Linked DNA regions of Mus musculus: all the other regions are linked to region 1. Evidence: chromatin loops called from intact Hi-C (ENCODE). Cell type or tissue: heart. All regions are shown on one strand.

Evidence for each region. A loop is a pair of places that touch in the nucleus more often than their neighbours do. Peaks named below come from ENCODE experiments on the same cell type or tissue, not always from the same donor. Only the 100,000 strongest peaks of a DNase experiment are listed, where the experiment ranks them.
Region 2: a loop joins it to region 1, with 4 times the contacts of the local background. A loop is called at or near these places in 2 of 42 quality-filtered maps.
Region 3: it touches region 1 in a loop (9-fold over the local background); 4 of 42 quality-filtered maps call a loop at or near these places.

Annotation. Positions count from the first base shown.
Region 1 is chr1:160,209,226-160,217,225 of GRCm38, reverse strand. It overlaps Cacybp (calcyclin binding protein), which reads left to right and starts at 4,334. Exons shown (of 6, transcript NM_009786.2): 1 at 4,334-4,579. The coding sequence starts at 4,559. In heart, a CTCF peak has its summit at 3,914 (motif pointing right); a DNase peak (open chromatin) is centred at 4,275; H3K4me3 peaks cover 3,686 bases; H3K27ac peaks cover 2,944 bases.
Region 2 is chr1:161,127,128-161,135,127 of GRCm38, reverse strand. It overlaps Klhl20 (kelch-like 20), which reads left to right and starts at 3,649. Exons shown (of 12, transcript NM_001039482.1): 1 at 3,649-3,765; 2 at 4,676-4,739. The coding sequence starts at 4,732. In heart, a CTCF peak has its summit at 3,701; a DNase peak (open chromatin) is centred at 3,627; H3K4me3 peaks cover 2,069 bases; H3K27ac peaks cover 1,397 bases; H3K27me3 peaks cover 447 bases.
Region 3 is chr1:161,873,443-161,881,442 of GRCm38, reverse strand. It overlaps Suco (SUN domain containing ossification factor), which reads left to right and starts at 4,761. Exons shown (of 24, transcript NM_001357402.1): 1 at 4,761-5,132. The coding sequence starts at 5,071. In heart, a CTCF peak has its summit at 4,819; DNase peaks (open chromatin) are centred at 4,142 and 4,572; H3K4me3 peaks cover 3,558 bases; H3K27ac peaks cover 2,741 bases.

The DNA of each region.
Region 1 (8,000 bases):
AAGGACCTTTAGTGTTTGGGCACACAGATTTCTTATTTAATCAAAGCATTAGTACCAGTCTCCAACATAGTCCCATCATTCAGGGAAGCCATGGTGGCTTTCTTGTATGGGGGAGAGATGAGTAAAGTATCTACAACTCCCAAGTAAGTAAACTTTCCTATGGGGGAGAGATGAGTAAAATATCTACAACTCCCAAGTAAGTAAACTTTCCTAACAGGAAAAAGGCTAATAAGCTTTAGGTAGCAAAAAGGTATAAAGAACAGCATGAGACTGGTGTGGGTGAAATGGATTAGTCAGCTGTGTAGTCTTTGATAATTGAACTTGGTTCACCTATACTCCCTAGTTGTTCAACCAAACACTAAGCATTGCCATGAAGTCATAATTAAACTTTATGTAGGAGAGAGCTTGAATAATCAAGGTAGGCATAGTTCTACCCATTGTAATGTCTTGAAAACAAGACAGGCTGATCCTTGCATAAGAATTAAGTTCCAACCACTTCATGTTCTCTTTTGGGGGGGAGGGGGAGAGGGAGTATACAAGAAAGGATTTCTGTGTAGGACAGCTGGCTGTCCTGAAACTCACTCTGTAGACCAGGCTGGTCTACAGATCTACCTGTCTCTGCCTTCCAAGTGCTGGGATTAAAAGCATGCACCTCCATGCCCAGCTTCAGCTCATGTTCTTCCTAGCCTCTTGTGGATAAACCATGGGGCACACTCTATCTATGATCTCCCAATCCAGTCTCCCTGTCCTAACAGGCTTTGGATTTGCTTAGCCAATTTCTAATGTGTACTTACTCTCTCATTCTCTCCTAGGAGTTCACTCCTTTTAAGTAATGAATAGACATGATCTATGTGATGACTTTGAGAGCAAGCATTCTAGGCAGTAGAAAAAGCAAATTATAGACTTGTGAGATAGAAAACTACACTAAACAGTATGCTCATGAAACAACAGAAATGCCATTGTTTAAACCAGGGAGAAAGTAGAGGTAACAGTAAAGGGTATGAGAAGTGTTTGAGTTTCTACACATTTTAAAGATGAAGTCAGCTGGACTTGCTATATATATGATATATGGCCTAAGATTGAAGATTCAATGTGACTCTTGGGCCTAAGTAAGTAAGATGATTAGGTGATGCTTCCATGGAGTACACTGAAATATTTGTTCCTATTCCAGTCATTTGTTTATTGTTTGCATACTTTAAAAATTGAAATATAAAATATATACCTGCTAGGTCATTTCACTAACTTACAGGATCTTGCTATTTTGTGCTGCTGAGTTCAAATGATCTTTGTATATTTCCATTAGCCCACTAGTAACATGACAAGGCAACATAGTATAAAGGTTCCTCCATCTTGCATTCTTGCTGAGGTCAATTTAGGTTTAATTAGAATTTGATTATCTTGATGGAAAATCCCATAGATTACCCAACACTGTTCTAGAAATCCAAGGTCAAAATGCCCCAACTAACTTTTCTTAGCTTCTGGTAAACCAGCTGCTTGTGTAAACCTTCCCTTCCAGCTAACACCACTTAGCTTTTGTTAAAATGCTAGCTTGCACAAAACTTCCCCTTGCAACTTCTGAGCTACCACGACATGGTTTTTGCCTCCCTTACTACAAACACGCAGTGCTACACTAGGATCCTAAATACCCAAGTGTAGGCCCAGCTGGACTAAAGACTTTCAATTGGCTATAAACTGCATCAGAGTAGTCATCTCTGATGGGATCTCCACAATAGTAACACTTGTCACCTTGAAAAGCTCCCTCGTAGGCCTTAGGTATAAACTACCAAACCACACAAATGTTATACTTACAGCTCATACCACTGTAACCTATACCCAAATCAAATAATAATACTGTTAGGTTTCTAAGAAATCTAGGTCTCAGTGTCTGTGAGTCCTCCCAGCACTCCTCACCCAACCCTCTACCCTAAACCTCTCCCTTTCCTGGAGTCTGGGCTTCTGTTTCCCTTCTTCCAGTTTGATCCCTGAAGGGACTCTAGCCAGCATGAGCATGGCACACGTGGCTCTGGCAGGCCTTGCTCTTTTCCCCTATACCCTCTGCCCACTGAAAACCTTTAGATCACATTTTTAAAGTCAGCCACCAAGGTCTGTTCCATTTTTGAACATTTCCTGAGGCTATCAAGGTCCAGCTATCAAAGTATTTAAATCCAGCAACAAAAAGCCCCCCTTTCCCACCCTAATAAACATGACCAATTAAAATGAAACACCTCATCCTAACAGGGCATTTGACTTTTATAAACTGCCTAAGGGCCAGTTGATACCTTTCTAACAGTCCCAGGAGATGGTGCCAAGTCAAAGGTGCTAAAAGCAGGATGTCTCCAGAAACCCAATACCCACTTAAAAGCCAGTGTTCCTCCCTTAACAAATCTGTTCTTTTTTTTTTTTTATTGTAATTGTGCTTCTTTGGGGATGCTCCTTTGTTCTCTCCCAACCTGGACTCCTCTCTTAATCAGAGACAGTCCTTTGTCCCTCTAGGACAAATAGCCCTTCACTCTCTACCTTGCTCCTTTCTGCTTCTCCTAGGCCTCTATCTGTTGCTTGTCCCACTAGAGGAAATAAATCTTTGTGTTGAGAATTTGGACTTGGGGTGTCTTGTGCCAAAACCAGTCCCTATATAACTCAACCATTTTTGCTACTTAGGTCTCTTGTTTGAGTCAGCCTCTCTTGGTCTGAGAAGGTTAGGCTGACTCCATGACAGGCTTTAAATTGACCGTTTGACTGGGTAAGGCCAGTCCGCAGAAGCTGCCTCACCACCTGGCCTGAGGCAAGGACAATGGGTCGGCACCAGTTTCCAGACTTCTTCAGCAACAGTTTTTAGTCTCCATGCCCGAGTAATGGAATGTCGATAGAAATGGGGTTAGAGGTCATCCCCTAGGGAATAAATGGAATCTCCTAACATGCATTAAATCAGGCCTTCAAGCTCACTTGGTTGACTCTTTATTTCTGGTAATGGGAGACTCCAGCACCGCTGGACTTCTGCAGAATAAAACACTCTGTGCGTTTACATACTGTTTGAGCCTAGGGTATGATTCTTAGACCATTCATGGACTCTTACAGGTTCAAGGCCCCTCTTGCTCTTATGTTGTATTTAGTCTAACAGTCATGTTCGACCTGGACCCTTCCCTCTGCCTGTCTTCCTTATAGCTACAAAAAAAAATTAAAAATAATAAAAAAAATCTTCTCCATACTTTAGAAGTAGCCATGTCCTCCTCCTTTTTATTTCACCTTTTCATAAACTTCAAAGGGTGGCACCTTTCTGTCATTGTCCACTCCAGAAAAGGATTGTTTTTATTTTTATCACTATAGGCCATGGGACTGGTGGTTTGAGACTTTTATTTAAGTTGCAACTATACACGACATACATCCCTGTCTAACTTGTCATTTTGTGCAAGTTTGTGTGAGAAGTTCGTACAGGTTGCATGCCTTAATGTTACATTAATATAAAGTGTAGTGTAGCAGCATTTTCCTTGACTTGCTGATGCTAGTAACTCCCCTAAGCATCTGTAAGCTGACAGCAGATTGCTCTACCTCCCAATGGGTACTGTTTGTTTTCTGTCTCGGTTTACTGGGTGTTATGGACGTCTCTATGCTGTCATAATTAAGATAATTTGAAAAACGGTTTTACGCTGGGGGTTTACTAATCCGGGCTGCTGCAACCCAAAGTCCTAAGAATTCCTCCACATTTTACGTGGAAATTCACTCAATCCAAACCCTGCTGAAAATACAAAATAAACCGCTAGTAAAGAGCGAAGGCAGTGGAAAACTTCGTATCAAGAGCTCATATAGGCAAGGGAGAATGGAGCGTTCGGCCACTTGAAACCGTGCCGCTTTCCACCACGGCGCCCAGAGCCAGTCAGGAAGCCCGTGCAACCTTCCTACAGTCCCACGAGATGGCGCCACGTCAACGGTGCTAGACGCAGGACGCCTCCAGAAACCCAAGGCCCACTTAAAGCCATTGTTCTACTTAGGAGCCTTCCTCCCTTAACAAATCCGTCCTTTTTTGATGGTAGTTGTGCTTCTTTGGGGGCGCTCCTTTGTTCTTTCCCGATACCTCAGAGCTGCCGAAGACAAGATGGCGGCCTGGCAACTCCGCATCGCACCAGCGGAAGCAGCCCTTCTCGAGACACTTCCTATCGGGTCCCCAAACCTTTGAAGGTTAGTTCCGGGGCTAGGTCTGGCCGCGGTTGCGAGCTGCGACTGCGCAGCCCGGTTCTGCCGGCGCGGAACGACGTCTCAATCGCTGGGGCGGAAGGAAGTGGCTGGACGCCTCCTGAGCATTCGATCGCTCGCGAGAATTGAGCGTTGCTAGGCAACCAGCCTGGGGGCGGGACTAGACTCGGAGGGGCGGGGCCTTGGGAGGCTCCGGTGGAGCCTTGCGAAGGTTCCAGAGCCGTCTCGTGCGGAGGGCGGGCCGCCGTGTCGCGCCGGGTCTGTGGAGCTCGCTGCCGGCGCTGCGACGCTCGTGGGTGGCGTGTTCGGCTTTTCCTGTCTGCTTCGGTGCACCGCTGCAGCTCCGGCCTCGGGTCTGACGCGCGACGGCATGGCTTCCGTTTTGGAAGAGGTAGGGGTCGGCCTGGACCCACCGGCTCGCGCCGCCGGGCGGCGGCTGCTTTCCCGGGGCTGATGTCCTCGGCTCTGCCCCCGTCGCGGGCCCGCGGCCTCTACGCCGCCGCCTGCCTGGGCCTGAGTGTCCCGGCCGCGGCTGGAAGGTCGGGGGTGTGTCTGGATCCCAATTTTTGGCGCGGTTCGTGGTAGGCTCGCGGGTGGCGGTCCCCTCTCTCCATTGCCTGAGGTCTTCTCGGCTCCCGGTTCCTGGCCAGGGATCAGAAACCTTCCTGCAAAGCTCTGAGCTCCGGGCCGGGGGCCATGGGAAGGAATTCCCATGCCCGCATGACTAGTCATGGTCACCGCTTTCATTTTATAGGTGGTTATACATACATTCTCTGTATTATTTCTAAACGCCCTGGACAGTGCTTATGGTTTCAGTTTTTATTTAGCAGTGCCAGTGGCGGACCTGCAGGCCTTACACACGCTAGGCAAGCTCTCTACCGTTCCGGTATACCCCCAGTCTTTATGTATAAAAGCAATTTTTAAAAAGTTACTGGGAATTGAGCAGTAGGTACGACTAGGAAATTGCCTGGCGTGTGTTTTTAGATTTGTAAAAAATGAATGTGAATGACTTGACTTTTTGGATCCTCGAGGTCTCCATAGCAAGAGTAATTGAATTGCCGGGTTTTGGCCAATACAGGTTTTATGTGATTGACATATTGTTTTCACAGAAACATTGGCTGTTAAGATTTGCTTTTCGGAAACTTCTCCCTCACTTAGAAATCATGGGCTTTAAACACATAAAAATTAGGAAGTTAAAGTATTCATCTGGGTATCTTGCGACAAGATAGGCAGGCACCACGTGCTCACTGGGAGAGTGGAGAGGGTGGCTTAACAGTTGTGCAGCATTAATTGTCTCCAAAAGAGAAGGGACTTTAGACTTGGAGCTATGCATATAGGGGCATGTTTTTCTTCTGAGATTAAAATTCACCTTATTCAATCATATTAAGATGTGAAATTCAACTTTTTCTGTCGTACAACCATCAGTGTTACCTAGTTGCAGACTATTTTCGTTTCCTTAAATAGAAATCCATTGTAGGTGCTCCATCTACTTAGGCTGGAGCCTTAGGATTTTCTAGTTCAGTCGTGGTATCAGTATGGCATTCCTTTGGGTGGTTGAATACTGTCCCATTGTACAGATGGAATTCCTACTCTTCTGTTTCTCCATCTTGCCGATTGTGATTTCTTGTAAACAAGTTTTGTTTTGTGGGCATGTTTTTAGTCCGTGTAATTGCCAAATAATAGGGAAAGTCTTAGGAAGCTACCGTTTCCACAAGAATTGCACAAAAGGTGCCATTTCTCCACACATTCACTAACATTTGTTATTTTATTGGGTGGTTTTTGTTCATATGCTAACATCCACATGAGGGTGTAGTACCACCTCATGCATTGGCTATGCATCTTCATAGCTGTGTGCATCTATTTGTGTGTGTACCTGGTGTCCAATTCCATGTCTTTGTGGAGGAGAGTTGGGTTCTTCCATTTTGAGCAGTTGGGTGGGAGTAGGTCTCACTGAGTACCCCTCACTTGGTCTTTGAGATACACTTGCCTCCAGAGTGGCAGAACTAAAGGCATGTGCCACCAGGCCAGACCGAGCCCCTATTTAACAACTGGGAAACAGATTCAAAGGGAGATAAATGTTTATGTATAGAAAACAAATGCATGCCAAGAAGGCAAGAAAAAGTGGACAGGAAACTGTTCTATCTAATCCCAGTCAGAACCTACACTGTCAGTGGTTTCTGGGCTGTGAATACAAAAATCAAGCAATGGTTCTCCTGTAGGTCGCATCAGTTGGTATCTTACTAAAGAGTCCATTAGAGCGAAAACTGGGAGGGCCTGGGAATTCTGCCATGAGTCAGCTCAAAAAAAAGATTCCCATTCCAGTTTAAAGCAAAACCTTTTCCTTTCTCCGTTTGTTAAGTAAAGCTCTGTCCTAGGAATAAGTACTTGCTTTGCTTTTAATATTTTTTTTTATTATGCTGATATTTAGAATCTGTGGTAAAGTCCCACCAACCCACTTTCACCAACAGTGGTACTTGATAATCCATATGAATTTTGAAACCACTGAAAAACTTTGAATGAAATATCTTGATTCTAAATTCAAAAGATGAGTGACAGTTTTGCAGTTTTGGATCTTAGAGTCAAGTTTCCTTGGGATTGTAGACCGGAGTTTCACTGTTGTGCTTTTTATAAACTGTTAGGAAATCATAATATAATGGCCACAGAGTAATGAGCTATTTGAGCTATTTTTTTTTTTTTACTATCTAATATCTAGCATTTAAAATATTTTAAAATTATTTTTTATTTCTTGAAATTATAATAAATATAAATATAATAAATCATTTCCCTCTTCCTCCCTCCAATCCCTGCCATTTGCACTCTTTCAATTTCATAGTTTCTCTGTCTCATTTTTTTTTCATTGTTGCATACATAGTCTGTGTGATGTTACTAGTAGGTAAGCTCAGGGCTGACCGTTTGGTACTGGGCTCTTCTGGGGAAGACTTTCTCCTGCCCTCAGCCTCTCTTTGGAGCCTGTTCTTGTGTAGAGTAGTGACACCCTAGGCTTTCCTTGTCCACATTAGCATATCTATTGTCATCTTTGTTCAGTTCAAGTTTAGGCTTTCTCGCTGAGATGTTTTTGGGTGGGTGTAACCTCTGCTTGCTAGGAGTCAAAGTCTTACAACAAGCTCCTTGATCCTCTAGCTCTTAAAATTTACCATTTCCACAAGAATTGCACATACTAACATTTGTTACTTTCTTTTGCAATTATCTGAGCCTTGTATGCCTTAGGTGAGGGAGTTACACTGCAGATCTATATACACTGCGACTGGACTCCACACCTCTGCGTTTGTATTGTGGTTTTCTGTAATGGACTCCTATCAATTGTAAATGGAACATTTAAGGATTTTTAATATTAAACCTTTTATTTAGTATGAAGGTATAAAAGTAAGGTTGTTGTTTTTATGGTTAGGTTACCAAGGCAGAAAATTTTAAGCATTTACTCACCATTAGGTCAGAGGAAATATTTAAGCTGATTGATTTTTGTGTCTGCCTATACATACCACATGTATAAGTGCCTATGGAGGCCAGAAGAGATCCTCAGATCCAAGGGAGGTAGAATTACAAAGACTTGTGAGCTACTTGATGTGGGTGCTGGGAACTAAGCTGTCCTTCGGTATGGGCTTTTAAGCATTCAACAGTGTCTTCAGTGCCAGCCCATTGACTTTGTAGCATTGTCTCCAGTGCCGTTCCACATTACATGTCTGTCTCTAAAAGGCAGAGGACTACCTGATATATTGGCATGACAAGAAAACTGGATTTGCAAAGACTAGTTTCCAAGAGTGTGTTCATATGAGATGATTGGATATTGAGCT
Region 2 (8,000 bases), 920 kb before region 1:
TTAGCTAATTAAAGACAAAATAATATGCTGCCCTGGCTTTCTGCTTTCCTAGAGAACAACCTGCTTTGTTCACACCCAGCATTCCAATAGACAGCATAAGAGAGGCTGACAATTACCAGGACAATACTATACACTGGTCCCTTGGCTTAGAATAGGCCAAATTAAAAAAAAAAAAAACAGACAAAAGTCTAACTTCCCTTAAAAATCACAACATAAGTGTGGTTTTCAAAGACCATTCCATCATCCTGTCATGCCAGTTGCTTCAGGGTTGTGGAGTACAAGGTAACAACAGTGAATTCAGTGAGTTCACTGGTACACTTCTTTGTAAAGTGAAGTCCTTGGTAAGAAGTAATTCTAGGTGGAACATTATGAGGATGGATAAAGCACTCTGCATGGCCATGGTTGGGAGCTTTGGCAGCAGCATTACAACCAGAAAAGGCAAATTCATATCTAGAATAAGCATCCATTCCAGTAACTGAAATCTTTATGCTTGTACCATGAACACTTTACCCACTGATCCATCTCCCCATTCTCCAAGCCCTTTAAAAAATCAGTTATGGTTAAGGAGGTGTTTCTCTACACAAGAAATGCAACCATCTTTTTTATTCTATTTGTGCACTTTCTTTTTTTTTCTTTTTTTCCTCCTTTTTGGTTTTCAAGACAGGGTTTCTCTGTGTAGCCCTGGCTGTCCTGGAACTCACTCTGTAGACCAGGCTGGCCTCCAACTCAGAAATCCACCTGCCTCTGCCTCCCAAGTGCTGGGATTAAAGGCATGTACCACCACTGCCCGGCTTGTGTACTTTCATTATATATATTTCAAACACATTTAATGTTGTAGGGTATAATGACCCAACCCTTAGTATGTCAATTTGAGGCCTCTAAAGTTTCATTACAACCTGTTGTGTAACAGTTTCCTCCAGGTCTGAAACATCCTATCCTGTAGAGGAGCTCCTTGAGCAGGAAGACAAACAACTCAAATAGCTTAAGGAAGTCTCTGAAATTGACTAGATTCACTAGGGCTCTCACTGCCAGAGGAAGGGAAAAAAGCTCAGACTGAAGAACACAGAACTGCAAAGAAGACCCTTGGATGAGTCCAGCTGCCAAGGAGACTTAGACAAGCTAAGTTGCAAAGAAGACTCTCAGGAGAGAAAATCTTCAAAGAAGTGCTCCAAACCAGACCAGCTGCCTGGAAAAGGTTCAGATTAACTGAGGCATCTAGGAAAGGATACTCTCCAAACAGGTTGTGCAGTGTGTTCTAGGTTCCCAAATTTGTGAGCTGTCACTCATGCACTACACAATGGTGTAGATTTTGGTGGTGCAGCTGTCATTTCTGCTCCTGTGAGTAACCTTTACCCATATTCCTGAAAGTAATCCCAATAAAATTCATTGGTTCACCAAGTTGGACTTTGGGTGGTACCCATACTATGGTCTGTTATGAGTTCCCTATCTAGGGTAATTAGATAATGTGTGTTACATCTTCCCAGGAAAAGTTCTGTTACACAACACAACCTCAGAACTTCCGACAGGAGTTTGCTGGGGATTGAAACCAGGGCTCCACACATACAAGACGAACATTTTAAAAATTGAGTTATCTTCCCCCACCTCTACAAATAACTCTTGACTCAGAAAGTTGCAAGGAGTGAAATATCAACATATAGGTAAGAAAACTGAAGTTAGAATAAAGCATTTGCTTGAGATCATGAAGTTAGCACCAGGACAAAGATCTTCTGTTTCTCCATCATAGAAACCTATGTGTTGTGATAACAAAATAGCTACGACTATATACTTTATAAAGAAAAGAAGTTTGTTGATCTCATTCTGGTGACTGGAACGTCCAAACAACATCATGTTGAAGAACCACACCCCATCCTTTTAATACATTATAATAATCACAATGGCAAAAAAGGAGATGGCTACATGCATAAGGTACCAATTACTGGGGACAAAGAACACCAAGGAATATCTTAAGTGCTGCCAACCATATTTTCCCTGATCACTGAGACCAGATATGGATTCCCTGCTACATATTTTCTTAATGCAAATCCTGTACATCACTTTCAGATATACTGATATTGTAATTAAGCAACCACACAACTTGTGTTTTAATTTTATAATGTCTATTTCCTCAGAAATGAAGATTTGACAAAACCAAGAGTCTCATGGGTCTTGTTTACAACTAAGCCTTGGATTCTATGTCCTTTAAACATGACAAATAGGACACTATTTCTCATCAAATGTCTAAAAGTTAAGCTCATTGGCCCCCAGAGTATTGTTTATTGCCCCAGACTCACACATTATAAAACCAGTTCTAAGTATATTTTCAACTAGAAATTTAGGATCCCTAAGAGGACGCCTATGGGATTGTAGGAGTTCTATAATAATTGGAAATGCCAGTTTTTTCATATGTTTATTTTTATGTATACTTTGTTAATTGGCATAAATATGAAGAGCTGATTCACACTGAACTCCTCCCCTTTAAAAAGAAACAGAGTAGTTGAAGCACAAGCCAGCTTACAGTGGGTAGTAGGTTAAGAAGGAATCAATGGGTTAAGAATAGGAAATATTACTTTCACCCTGGCTTAAAAGCCCATTTTAGTTACTAGCATTCCTTAATGTTTTTATAACTCCCTTGCTATAGAACTGTATAGCTATAAAGAATTAAAATCATGACTCATATTTTGGAAGAATCTGAGTCACTTTGAAGATGACTTTTAGACAATCTACACAAAAGAAACCTGAGAGGTGCACATATAAGATGCCATTTCAATGGATCAGAAAAATGTACATCTAAACTATTTTATACCCATCAGATTGGCAAAAAATTAAAGTTGAAAGTACCAATAATATGGACCAACGAGAATCCTTGAACCTTTCTGGAGGAAGATATAATATAATTGTGGCCAGAATCTAGAACCATTGTACACGGCATCAAGTTGTGGCTCTAACCCTTACAGGCTATGCTCCGTAGATACCCTTACCCTTTTGTAAGTTACATAACGCTTTGGTACCGACTGGAATGGCACTATCTGAAACATAATGCTACCACCATTTGGAAAAATGGTAATAAATCCTTCAATAAGAGAGATACTAGAACTGATAAACTAATACACAATGTTATATGCTAAGTATTTGATAATAAATGGGGTATCCATAGCTGTTACTAGTACATATATTATTTACTTATATATCACTGGTACATATGAAGAAAAAACTTGGCCAAATGACAAAGTGTATCATAGAACTAGAATTAGAAGTTGAATTTAAAGACCAATCATTCCCACTACAAGTTTATTAATATGAGGTATATTTCCTATCAAAAACAACTGCACAGAGTCTATAGATGTCAAATAAAGTTCAGCTAAAGAAATTTTGGTTAATAATAGCCTTGTATAGTTTTCAATACATCAGCAACAGACTTTTAGTTATATACTCAAAAATGAAACCCTCACCTCATACATATTTTATTTGGTTGCTCTCTAAGTATATTGTAAAAGTCAGATCGACTAATGGTACCAGTCCTGGGAAACGCTCAGCGAAAGGCACAGCTACTTCCGGAGCCATGACGGAACTACTTGCCCGAACACGTGCAGTTCCGTGGGAAGGATTTAGCCATCGGACCGCTTCCTGTTTCTGGATCTGGGCGGGTGCAGGGAAAGGAAATCGCTGCAGGAGCCGCATCCTGCCTGCGCTAGCGGCTCCAGAGGTGGAGGCAGAGAGGGCGGAGAAGGCAGAGAGGGTGCCGCAGAGAGAAAAGTGTCAAAGCCAGTAAGTCAGAGCTCTAGAGCACGGGATGGAGAACAGAGCCCTAGGTCTCGCTTTGCAGATCTATGAGCTCAACTTGCCGAACTGCCCGGCGGGGTCAGGGCAGTGCTTTCTAGGCTGCCTGTCAGTCGTGCCTCTAAGGGACGGTAGGGTTCCTCGGTCGGGCCTTTCAGGGCTCCAGGCTGCGCTGCTGCTGGCTGCCCGAGGTGTCTTGAAGCCAGGGCAAGGCTGTGCAATGCTTGCTGGGGACGCAGGACTCCGCATCCTGGACAGCTTCACTTGGAATTCTAAGGGAGCGAGCACTCTGCCTCCCATTTTCTCTCTGGAAGCCAGCAAGATCCTGGCGGTGAACAATATTTCGGCGACTAAGACGAGAGCTTGGGAGAGTTGTAGTCTAGAACTACTTTCCCTGCCCTTGTTCAAGCTGCCCGGGCTGGGCTGGTCGGAAGTGGAGTTGTTTTTAAAGGCAACCGCCTCCGGCCTGCTTGTCACTTCAGAATAAGTTAACAACCTTCGGATTCAGTGCTAAAACAATGCTTTTCCTATCCGAGTCACTAAATTAGTACTGCTGCTGGTATCAAGTGATTACTCTGCAAATATACTTGATGGTGAAGTTAAAAAATCAAAAAACTCCCCAGGTGCTTCTTGAGCAGAAAACACCAACTAGCGATCATGACTATTTTGATCCTGACTGCTTTCCCAGTCACCCTCACATTCACATATAATCTGTCACCTTAGCATCTTTAGTTAGTGATAGTCCTCTTAAAGGCATTACATTATGATTGCGCATCTACGCAAAGATTACATTAGGATGTAAGATTCCTGATTACAGACGAAATGAGTGAAGTGATTATACAAGTTGCTGGAGAACTCGAACAGTTTTTAGTAAGCTACTACTTCTCTCTTGTTGAAGGTACGGCTTTAGAACACGGTGAAGGATACTTTTCATGGTGCAGGGAAGGAAAGCCAATGCGCAGGTAAGCCTTTTTAAGAATATGAAACATTGATTTCAGTGATTGAAATTAAGCTTCTACTAACAGTGCATCGTTTACGATTATTTATTCACAAACCTTAACAAATCCTGCTTGGAATTAATCGTTCTTGTTTCAAGTAAATCGAAACTAGTAATGTCAGAAAATAGCAACTTCGTTTATTTGGTTGTGTTGTTTTGTGTTGTCTAGGGATTTTTGGGTTTCTTTGCTCGTTTGTTTGCTTTGAAACAAGAACTATTATGCAGTCCTAGCTGTCTTGGAACGTGCTATGTAGACCAAACTGCCCTCAAAATCCGAGATCCACCTGCCAGTATCTCCCAAGTGCTGAATTAAAAGGTGTGCACCACCATACCCTACTACAGCTTTATATTTTATATGTAGGAGTTAGATTTCTAAAGAGTTTGGATTTTCTGGTTCTTAATATTTAAATCTGCCTTTTTGCATAGTAGTTTTTTGTTATCCATAATCATTAAGTGTGAAATTTTGTGAGCTTACTATAAATGTAATACCCTGTACAATATAGAGGAGTCTGTTGCCAAGGAAAAGTAGTATTTGTAAGATGCTGTACTGCATTCCCAGTTATGGTTTGATTATTTTACTGGGGTTCATCAATATGCTTACTAAAATAGCTGCATTACAGTAAAGCTTAAAGACTAAAATAGATGTAGAAAAATAGAAAAGTATGTAGTGCCAGTCTGCCTTCCTCCAGAATTTACTAATGCCTTTTCTCAATCTGTCTTAAGAAATTGTACTAGAATCTTTATTGAAACAAGTCAGTTGTATTTATTCATTGTTTAGACTTGTATTATGGTTACAAACTTATTTTGTCACATGTCACTTAACATCAAAGATAAACAACACAGAGACCCTCATAGAAAAGAGGCATCCCATCATAATAAGGACAGGACTTAGGACTAGGAGGAAGGCTGGACGTGGCCTTGCAAACCTGTAAATCCCAGCACCTTACAGGCAGCGGCAGCAAGATCTCAAGATGAAGTTCAAGTAAAGAGTGAGAATCGATGTCCTTTTCAGATTTGTTATTGATACATCAAGTGGCTTTGAACTGTTGTGCTTTCTCTTGTCCTGTTCACTTTGCTGCTGTGTGTGCCCATGATACAGCATTAGGAAGTACTCATGACCCTATAGTAAGAAAATATTAGATTTTAACATACTAGAAGAAACTAACCACACATATATTAAGTGCTTCACCACTTCTTTTTCTAGCATGATTATAAAAACCACCAGTTTTTGTCTCATCCTCGGTCGCCATAAATGTAAATAAATCTTATGTAATTGCTAAAATAATAACTTAATATTTTTAAATTAAATTTTATTTTTAAAAAAGTTTTGTATAATATAGTTTGACCTCTCTATTGTACAGGGTATTACATTTATAGTAAGCTCACAAAATTTCACACTTAATGATTATGGGTAACAAAAAACTACTATGCAAAAAGGCAGATTTAAATATTAAGAACCAGAAAATCCAAACTCTTTAGAAATCTAACTCCTACATTCCAATATAGTTTAATATAGTTTTGACCATATTCTTTCCCTTCCCCCAGCTCCTTCCAGGTCCTCCCTACTCCCTACCCATGCAAGTTCCTGTTCTTTTCCCTTTTAACTGCATGCGCACACACACACACACACACACACACACACACCACCACCACCACCACCACCACCACCTCCACCACCACCACCACCACCACCACCAACAACAACAACATGGAGTATGTTTTATGTTAGCTAGTCCCTCCTGAGCACGGGGCCTAGCCTGGACTGTGGTTGATATACTCAGTGAAACCTGAATTTTCCTCTCTCAGCAGCTATCAGTTGCAAATAGCTTTTTGGTTGGAGTGAGACTTTATGCCCAATTCCCCTTCTCGGTACTGGGATTTTATAAAGGAAAACCAGACTGTGGCAATGTTTTTAGTGTATTAGGAATTTCTATATAAAATATACACAGACTCACTCAATGCCAGGAGCTCCTTTTCCTTTAGTTTTATTACACAATGCTGTCAGCTTTTTAAAATGATGTTGATAATTCTAATGCCATCAGTTGTTGAGTTACAGTTTTTATTATCAGACTTGGCCAGTGGTCAGCCTACCCATTATTCTTTGGTCCTACTTTGACTGAATGCTGCCTACATTAGGCTATGATCACGTTTCCCCTATCCATTCCTTCTGCTGCTAAAACTCAGGAAGTAACCTTTCCACGGCAGTGCTGGGTCTATCCTCAGCTGCCGCTAAAGAGACTTGGAGTGAAAGCAAGTCTGTATTGTGATTTTTTGGATGCGTGCTCATTCTCTCTCACAGATTGTAAGTTCCCCCATAGAACCTAATGCCCAACACCATAACCTCACAGCACCTAATGACTACTGAATAATTGTCTGAATGAGCAGCTCCTCTGGGCTCTTTCCTCTGGCTGGGGGGCAGGCTCTATGGACCAGGAAAGATCGAAAGCTCTCATTAAAGGTATTCTTTCGTAGTTTTAATGTTTTTTAAAAGATTCAATTGTTTATTTTTTTTGAAATGATATTATTATTATTATGTGCATTGGTGTTCTATCTGCATTTTTGTCTGTATGAGGGTGATGTATGCCTTGGAACTGGAGTTTCAGACAATTGTGAGCTGCCATGTGGGTCTGGGAATTAAACCCAGGTTCTTCAGAAGAGTAGCCAGTGTTCTTAGCTGTTAAGCCATCTCTCCAACTCCTTAACATTATTTTTAATTGTATGTATTTATGCAATAAGGCATGATAATTTGATATATGTGTATAATGTGTAATGATCAAATCAAAGTAATTAACCCAGTCATCTTTTAATACAAGGGTTGTTTGTTTATTTACCCATTATGGAAAATACTATGAAAGTCCCTAAAAACAAAACAAAGTCTATCACTTGGCCAGCTATCCCATTTAGATGTGTGTGTGTGAGTGTGTGTGTGTGTATGTGTGTGTGCGTGCATATCCATCCAAAGGACATGACATCATTGTATCAGAGAGATTCCTGTCCTACTATGTTTATTGTAGCACACAGACATGATATATAAATCACCTGAAGTATCCATTGAATAGAGGAAGTAGAAGAGCACACACACACACACCAATATGTAGTCATTTAGAAAAAAAGAATATGCAGCAACCTAGATAAGTTACAGCAACCTAGATCAAAGTATGTTAAATATTATGTTAAGTAAAATAAGCCAGATATATAAAAAGACAAAGCTGGACCCTGCCCCTCA
Region 3 (8,000 bases), 1.7 Mb before region 1:
TCCCCAAATAGCCAGATTATACATGATACTAAGACTTGAAAAGTAATTTTCTTTCTTTCTTTCTTTCTTTCTTTCTTTCTTTCTTTCTTTCTTTCTTTCTCTCTCTCTCTCTCTTTCTTTCTTTCTTTCTCTCTCTCTATTTCTTTCTTTCATTTCTTCTTCTTCTTCTTCTTCTTCTTCTTCTTCTTCTTCTTCTTCTTCTTCTTCTTCTTCTTCTTCTTCTTCTTTAGAAAAAGAGTAGCTAAATAAAGGTACATAAGGAAAAACATTAGGTGGAGAAAAACAGCAAATTCAGGTGCACTCACTCATACTTTCAACATTTTGTTAACAATAAAAGAAGCAGATACAATTTCAAGTAAATCAAAATACGTCAATGTCTACTAATCAAAAAAACACCTCCTTAAATTAGACAAATAGTTCTCTTCTTGAGTTTCTTAGGTACCATTTATATGGGAGATAAAGGACAAAAGAGATGACCAGAAGGTGTTGGCTGCTGTTCTGAGATCGGTCTGTTCTTTCTTACCAGCAGTAAAGACTTTCTGATCTTTATCAGGGCTGGGACCTGACCCCTACATAGTTTCTGTGTTGTTAACCTTTCAGGAATGGCTGAGCTTTTGTTCACTGTGCATGATGTCCCTTTGTAACTTCCAGAATAACCCAAATACCTGTAGGGAACATTAGTTACTGTGTGTAGGTGTGTGGTTAGAGGTTTGAGATTTTACTGAATTGAGAGAGTTTTTGTTATAGCAGATTCTCTTTCAAAAACAAACAAACAAAACAATAGATAATGCAATTAAGAGCCAAGTGAAAACCTAATAGCCATATCTCAAAAGAAGATATACAATAACTATATGGAAAATTACCATCACAATTTCTTAGGGAAATGCAGATTAAGAAAATAACATGTGCCGGGTGTGATGACTTATGCCTTTAATCCCAGCACTCGGGAGGCAGAGGCAGGCGAATTCCTGAGTTGGAGGCCAGCCTGGTCTACAGAGTGAGTTCCAGGACAGCCAGGGATACACAGAGAAACCCTGTCTTGAAAAAACAAAAAACAAAAACAAAACAAAACACCCCCCCGCAAAAAAAACAAAAATAAAAAAAAGAAAAGAACATGTAATCTTACTCCAGTTAGAATGACTACTATAAAAAAGATCCCCCTGACCCCCCAAATCTGACTAAGGTAAAGAAAAATAGGAACTATTCTATGCTCTTCATGGGGATCTAAGCTAATACAGTTACACATGTCTGAGTACGTGAACTGAGACTGTGGAACCATATAAACTTGAAAGGCTTTATATTGTTATAATGGTCTTCAAATGAGATCTTGAAGATAAACAAGAAAAGTTACGGTTGACAAGTGATGTGTTTGTGTGTCAAGTTGTCAAGGAATCAGTTGTCCTGTTTTTTTTTGTCAGCTTGTTATAAGCTAGAGTTATCTGTGTCAGGAAAGCTCAATGAAGAAAACACCTCCATCAGATTGCACAGAGGGAAGTCTGTAGGGCATTTTCTTAATCATTGAGGAGGGAGTTCTCAGCTCACTGTATGGGGTGCTTATCCTGGCCTCGTAATCCTAAATTGTATAAGAAACCTGGCTGATGGACTACTGATGGATTGGCTCAGTAGTTAAGAGCATTTGCTATTCTTGCAAAGAACTTGGGTTCAGTTTCTAACACCCAGATAGCAGCTTGCCACCTCCACGGGCACCAGGAACATATATGTTGCTACACAGACATACATGCAGGGGAAACAGTCATATATACAAAATAACAAAATACATACATCTAGGAGAGAAATTAGGCTGGGAAAGCTACAGGGAGAAAGGCAGGGAGCAGTGTTCTTGTTCCTGCCTGCAGATTCTTGTGTTGATGCTTCTGCCCTGACTTCTTTCTATGATGGATCGACTGTAAGCCAGATACCCCCTTTTCTTCGCCAAATTACTGTTGGTCATGATTTTTTATTACAGCAGTAAAAAGTAACTTAGGGCCCATGGAAAACAGTATGATTTCTTTGAAAACCAAACCAAACCAAACCAAAACTATGGGAAAGCCCTGCTAATTAAGGTCCAAATCTACCATTGCCCAGAAGGCCTTCTGGGCTCAGCACAAAATGGAGGCCTTCCTTTACTGGCAGGGCTTCCCCCTTCTCTAACCTTAACCCTCCACATACCTCTACCTGCAGAGTATCACATAGCCTTGGTTAAGATTACAGGTTCAACTTTCTTCCTCCCAATATGAACCTGTTCAGCTAGCACCTGAGATTTCTGGATGCCTCTCCATGTTAATGAGGCATCCTGGTACCTTAAGCCTTTATCCAGTGACCTTTGCCCATCCTAGATGTTCCTACCCTACTCCCATTCCCCAAAGTATATAAGCCTTGCATCATTCCAAGTAAGTTAATCTGTTTTCCAGAAGCTGGTCCTGGTGGGCCATTATTACCTGATGTACTCACAGGGCTTCTGACACTCTTCCCCACCCAATCCAGTCTCTGCTCCATCTTCCCTCACAAACCAAAAAAACAAAACTACCAAACAATTCAACAATCCTGCTGCTTGGTGTTAGCATTTCTAGGCTCCACCCCACAGTTATGCCTGACTCACTATAAAAGGGGCTGCTTGCCCCCTTCTTTCTATTTTTGCTTGCCTTTCTACTCTCTCCCACTCTGTCCCTTCTCCCTTCATTTTCCTCTCCCTCTCCAAGTGTTCATGGCTAGCCTCTACTCCTCTCCTCTCTCTCTCCCTTTCTCTGTCTCTACTATCTTGTCAACTCCCCTCCCCATGCCCTAAATAAACTCTATTCTATACTATACTTGTATGGCTGTTCCTCAGGGGTAAGGGATGCCTCAGTGTGGGCCCGCAGAAGCACAGCCTTCTCCCTGCCCCCCTCCCCCAACTCCATACTGTGCCTCCACCTAACATATCCCCGGCTTTTTCTTTTATATAAAACATAACACCTGGGTAAATGTCAAGGAGGAATTGCACAGTCGCCAAAATATGGAAGCAACCTAGGGATCCATTGATAAAGAAAATACAGTATATTTATTTACACATTAAACTATAAAAAGAACGAAATCTTGTCATTAGTTGTAACACAGATGAAATTGGAGAATGTTGTGTAAAATCAGAGGTAGAAATACAAATGCCGTGTAGTCTCTCTTATACATGAAAATTAAGATAATTTCAAAGATGAGAACAGAATAGTGTTCACAGATCTCAGGAGTTAAGGGTGGGAGAAGTGGAGGAGGTTAATGGGTATGGCGGTGCAGATAGATGAGAGGAACTGAAAATAAAATAAAATAAAATAGGAAGGGAATGACTGCTCCTGGGCATGGTAGAGGAGGTTTATACAAGGGAGACATAGCCAGAGACAGGGGCATCTGGACGAGTCCAGAGTGAATACGAACCTGAGCAGGGGCCATGTGAGGAAAGTGGAGGAGGCAAGGAGAGCCAGGAGACCAGGAGATCAAGAGGCCAGGAGGGTAAAGGGCAGACCAAAAGGGCCAGGTAACCAAAATGGCTGGATTATATAGGGAAGGGTGCATGAGGGAATGGCTGCCCAGCCCCTGGGCTGGAGAAGTTTGGAGTAGGGGCTGATGAGAAGAATCCTGCAACTAACTGGTAGAGACTGAAGAATGCTGGGAGAACGTGGCAGCCAGTTCTGCTTTGATATGTTAAATAGGCACACGGGAGACTTAGAGGAAGGAACTGCTATACTAAGAGGCCAAAAGTCTAGTCTCTTCCAACTGCTGTCTTTCAGGATCAGTAAGCTACTTGAAGAGATGTCTGGCAGTAGCCACAAAGCATTCTGAGATTGCACACCAACGCTCCCTAAGTAGGATTCTGGGCCTCAGCTTTTTACAGATTTTGGGGTCTCCATCTGTGAACACCACTTCTTTTTTTTTTTCTTGTTCACAGCAAGTATGTGTAGGAGTTCGCTTTCTCTGCTTCCAGACGCCGAGAGTCCGTAGTGTCTTTTCTGCCTTGCAGCAGCAAACCCACAGCCCGAAATTAAAAGAACAAAAAAGAACACTAAAGCTCTATCTTAGGAATCTGGCGGGCAGGTAGGAATTCTCACTTAGGTGAAAGAAAAGCTCAGTCCTTCCCAGCCAATCATGTGAGAGGAAACGTTGACACGCCTCTTTCTACCTTCCAATCATCATCTACCTCAGTAAGCCCGACCCACTGCCGGTAAACCGACTTTTAAATTGCATTAGCATGCTTTCTCCTGACCCTCTCCAGTCATTCCAGGCCGTTCCATGACTGTGCTCCAAGGAAGAATTATAGACTTAACAATGACAAATGACAAAGCTAGTCAGTCTGAAGGTGAGAAGTGAAAGTGTAAAACTCGAGAACCAAACCCGCGAGTTCTACGGAGGAAAAAAAAAAAAGGCGGGTTCGGGCAGGAGGACTACAAGCCCCAGATACCCGTGCGCGGAGGCGGCGCGTGCCAGCGAGAGTGGGCAGGCCATTGAAAGGCGGAAGACCGAGGGTTACAGGACTTCCTGTTCGAGCGCCAGCGAGTGGGTGGGACCTGCGCAGGTTGGGCGGCGGTTGTGGCGTTTTGGAGCTTTGTCAGCGGAGGGGGCGTGGCCCGCGCTGTGACTTGTGGAGCGCGAGCCGAGAGGGACGTGGGTGACGCGTCTCCTTCCACCCAGCTCAGTGGAGTGCGAGGTGCGCTGGCCCGGCCGGGGATTGGCTGCTGAGAGGCGAGTACGCGGCGGCCGTTGGTCGCCGGCAGCACGGAGCGAGGGCCCGGGCGGGCGGGGCGGGGATGGGGAGGCAGTGGCGGCGAAGGCCGGAGGAGGCGGGCGCGGGCGAGCGGGCAGACAGAGCGGCGGCGGCGGCAGTCTCCCGAGCGCTCCTGTGAAGCGTCCCTATTCCCGTTGCCGTGGGCCTCTCGGGGAGGCCATCCGGGACGCGAGCCGCTGCGGAACCGCTCCCCAAGCCCCACTGCTCTTCGGACTCTCGGTCCCATCCTCGCGTTTCTGCTCCGGCTCCTCCATCTTGGCCTCGACAGTGGCTGCTGTGGGGAGGATGTGCCGCCTCCTGGCAGGGGGAAGAAGGAGGAGAAGATGAAGAAGTACCGGCGGGCCTTGGCCCTGGTCTCCTGCCTCTCTCTCTGCTCTCTAGTCTGGTGAGTAAGGGGCCGGCCTCTGGGGACTTCCCGTGGGGATGAAAGAGGGAGTAGGTCGGGTCACACCCCCAAATCATCTCGGCTTTTTGGGTTGCTTGGTGCTCCTGCTCCTAAGCCAGGGACACAGCGGCCACCCAGCTCTTCCTCTTGTGGTTTACGAGTTGTGTTTTGGAATTTGCAGAGTTCCAGCAGGGAGAGAAGGGGATATTGGGGATCACTTTTTGCCTTTGTACTCGGGTACCCCATCACCGCAGTTAGGGCAGTTTGGGTAGTGTTCAGAAAGCTAGTGAGTGAGTTACTCAGTTTTGCTGTCAGTTCATTTGCTTTCGTTATGAGGTAAGGGCAGGGGCGAGTCAGGTGTGATGTGTTCCGGACCTGTGATTTTGAAAACGTGAGTCGTCATGAGGGTAAGAGTAATGTCTAAACTGTTGTTCTTCTGGTCAGGTCTTGCACAATCTTGACCAATAGTACTTTTGGGGCTGCTCCTTGAAACCCTGCGGCGTGGGGCGGGCGGGATCCCTGATGAAGCCCTTTTTCGGTTAGCCTGGTGGGAGAGGATTATCACAGATGTGGAGTCAGCCATAGTTTTGGGGCATGTTCTTTGGCACTAGAAAGGAAACGGTTTTTGCGACCCGCTCTGTCCCTTTCTCTGAAGTTCTATGGAGTTCAAGTTAATTTCAAGCACATCTCTGGATGTCCAGGAGCAGACATAGCTTATGAACCAAAGGATTGCTAAAGGTGTACTTGGAAAAGCCATTCTTTCTGAAGGAATTCCCAAAGAGCCTTGAGACTTGGTGACTGAAAGTGATGGCCTTTGTGTTAAAGAGATTTTGCTTCTTATACTAAAATCTAAACACACTTTCTTATTTACCTTATGTCTTCAAAGCGCCAGTAATAATTCCCTTTTTTTTATGGGTGTAATGGAATCCAGAGGTGCTCAAGTTGTAGAGTTGTTGCTCACATAGAATAATATATTAATATGGGCTCAAGAAAACACTTGTCTGAGAAAATCTGACTGGAAAGACTGTATTTCTTGTCATTCTGAATCCTTTAAATACTCCTTAAGAGAAACTGGTACCTGAAACCAGTGTAGGATTAGGTAGCAATTTCTTAGAGTTGGTGAGCTTCTCTTACTAGCCTTTTCTCCCCTCATTCAGAAATTATCTCCAGATTTTGTTACCCACTTCTCTTTTGTAGATTGAGTATTCTATGTTCATATAATAATCAGTTCTAGGGTCTACCCAGGACTTACTCTATTACTATTACTGCAGTTTAGTTTGATCTTATACTGTCATAGTTGATAGATTGTGTGTGATACAGCCTTCTGCCTTTTCTCTTTTCCTGCCTAGAGTGCTATAGATTTACCTTAACAGAAAACCAAAATGCATCCTATCTATTCATTCTGGTTGCTATTTTTTTCTTTTGCACACTGCTAATCACAATTCTTGGTTAAGTAGTACAGTGTATTCTAGGTGTAATTGTAGTGTAGCTACAGAAGAACAGTGATAGCTAATATTTATTGTTATCTGTACCAAGCATGTGGCATGTGTACGTTTTAGCATCTTTGTCAGCAAGGTCCTCTTAGGTAGATATTATTAGTTGAATTCTGTATTTTACAGATGAATAAATAGAGAGGCTAAAGTTATGCTTGCAACAGAGTAACATGGCTAAGCAGCTACTGCATTCTAAAATTTAGATTTGAACCTAAGCAGCTTGTAATACAGGCTCCTCACTACAGTGGTCCTCTGACTGACTATAGGTTAAATAAGGCCTGTGTTTTTAGACAGATACAGTACCATCACTTACTAGATATGTGTACTTGGACATGCTATATAATTCCTTTGAACTTTAGTTTTTAGAGCCTCAGTATGATAAAATTGATCCATTCATACCAAAGTTATTAGAAGCAAATGAGATAACACATGCACTTTGTAAAACAGTAAGAGCATGCTGTCTTTCATTATAAAAGCATTCAAAGGTGTTTTTCTTATGTTTACTGTGTATTGAATATTGTGAATCTTGAAAGCTTGAGTGAGTGGCCTCTCTCGTTTTTAGTACTGAAACTATCTCAACTAAGAAGCCTCCTTGTAAGCTCCTACTGCTGCTATAACAAATTACCAGAAATCCACTGGCGTACACATAGTTGTTTTATAGTTGTAGGGTGTGTGTACAGGAGTCCAAAATCAGTCTCACTGGGGCAAGTATTAAGGTGGCATGGCTGCTTCATTCTGGAGACCCTGAGGGGGAGACTCCAGTTCTTTGACTTTTTCAGCTTCTAGGTGTTGCATAGATTCTCTCTCCTGTCTCTCATCACTTCAACCTCTCATTTTGGCCTTCAACATCTGCTTATGACGGCCCTTGTCTTCCTCCTTCAAGGACTTATTATATTGTGTTTACCCTTAGTCAATATCCATGTCTCTTAGTTTGCTGAAGTCTTCAAAGTTTTATGATATAATATACACTATTCAGAAGCTGAAGGTGCAGAACTCTCTCAGTCATTGACAGAGGGGAGTTGATCATCACACTGAAGTGGACGATGTGATCCAAACCTTTGAACAGTTATTCTGAGTATGTTCCCTAGTAGTAAAACTTGGTGCATGTGCCTTTAAAATGTGTCTAATTATTTGTAATTTATCTACATGTATCAATATGGCATCAGTATTGTACATATAATTACCAAAGTTAGTTGTTTAAGAAAGATAAAAAATACTTTGTTAATATTACCATTTGTTTTCATTAAAGTAATTTTCAGTGAGAACTGTTTAATTTAAGAGATTATTTTATATCAAATGTAGATAAATGGTTTATAATGGTTACTCTTCTTAGCCTTACTATTTTGTTACTGGTTTATGCTTGTACTATTATCTT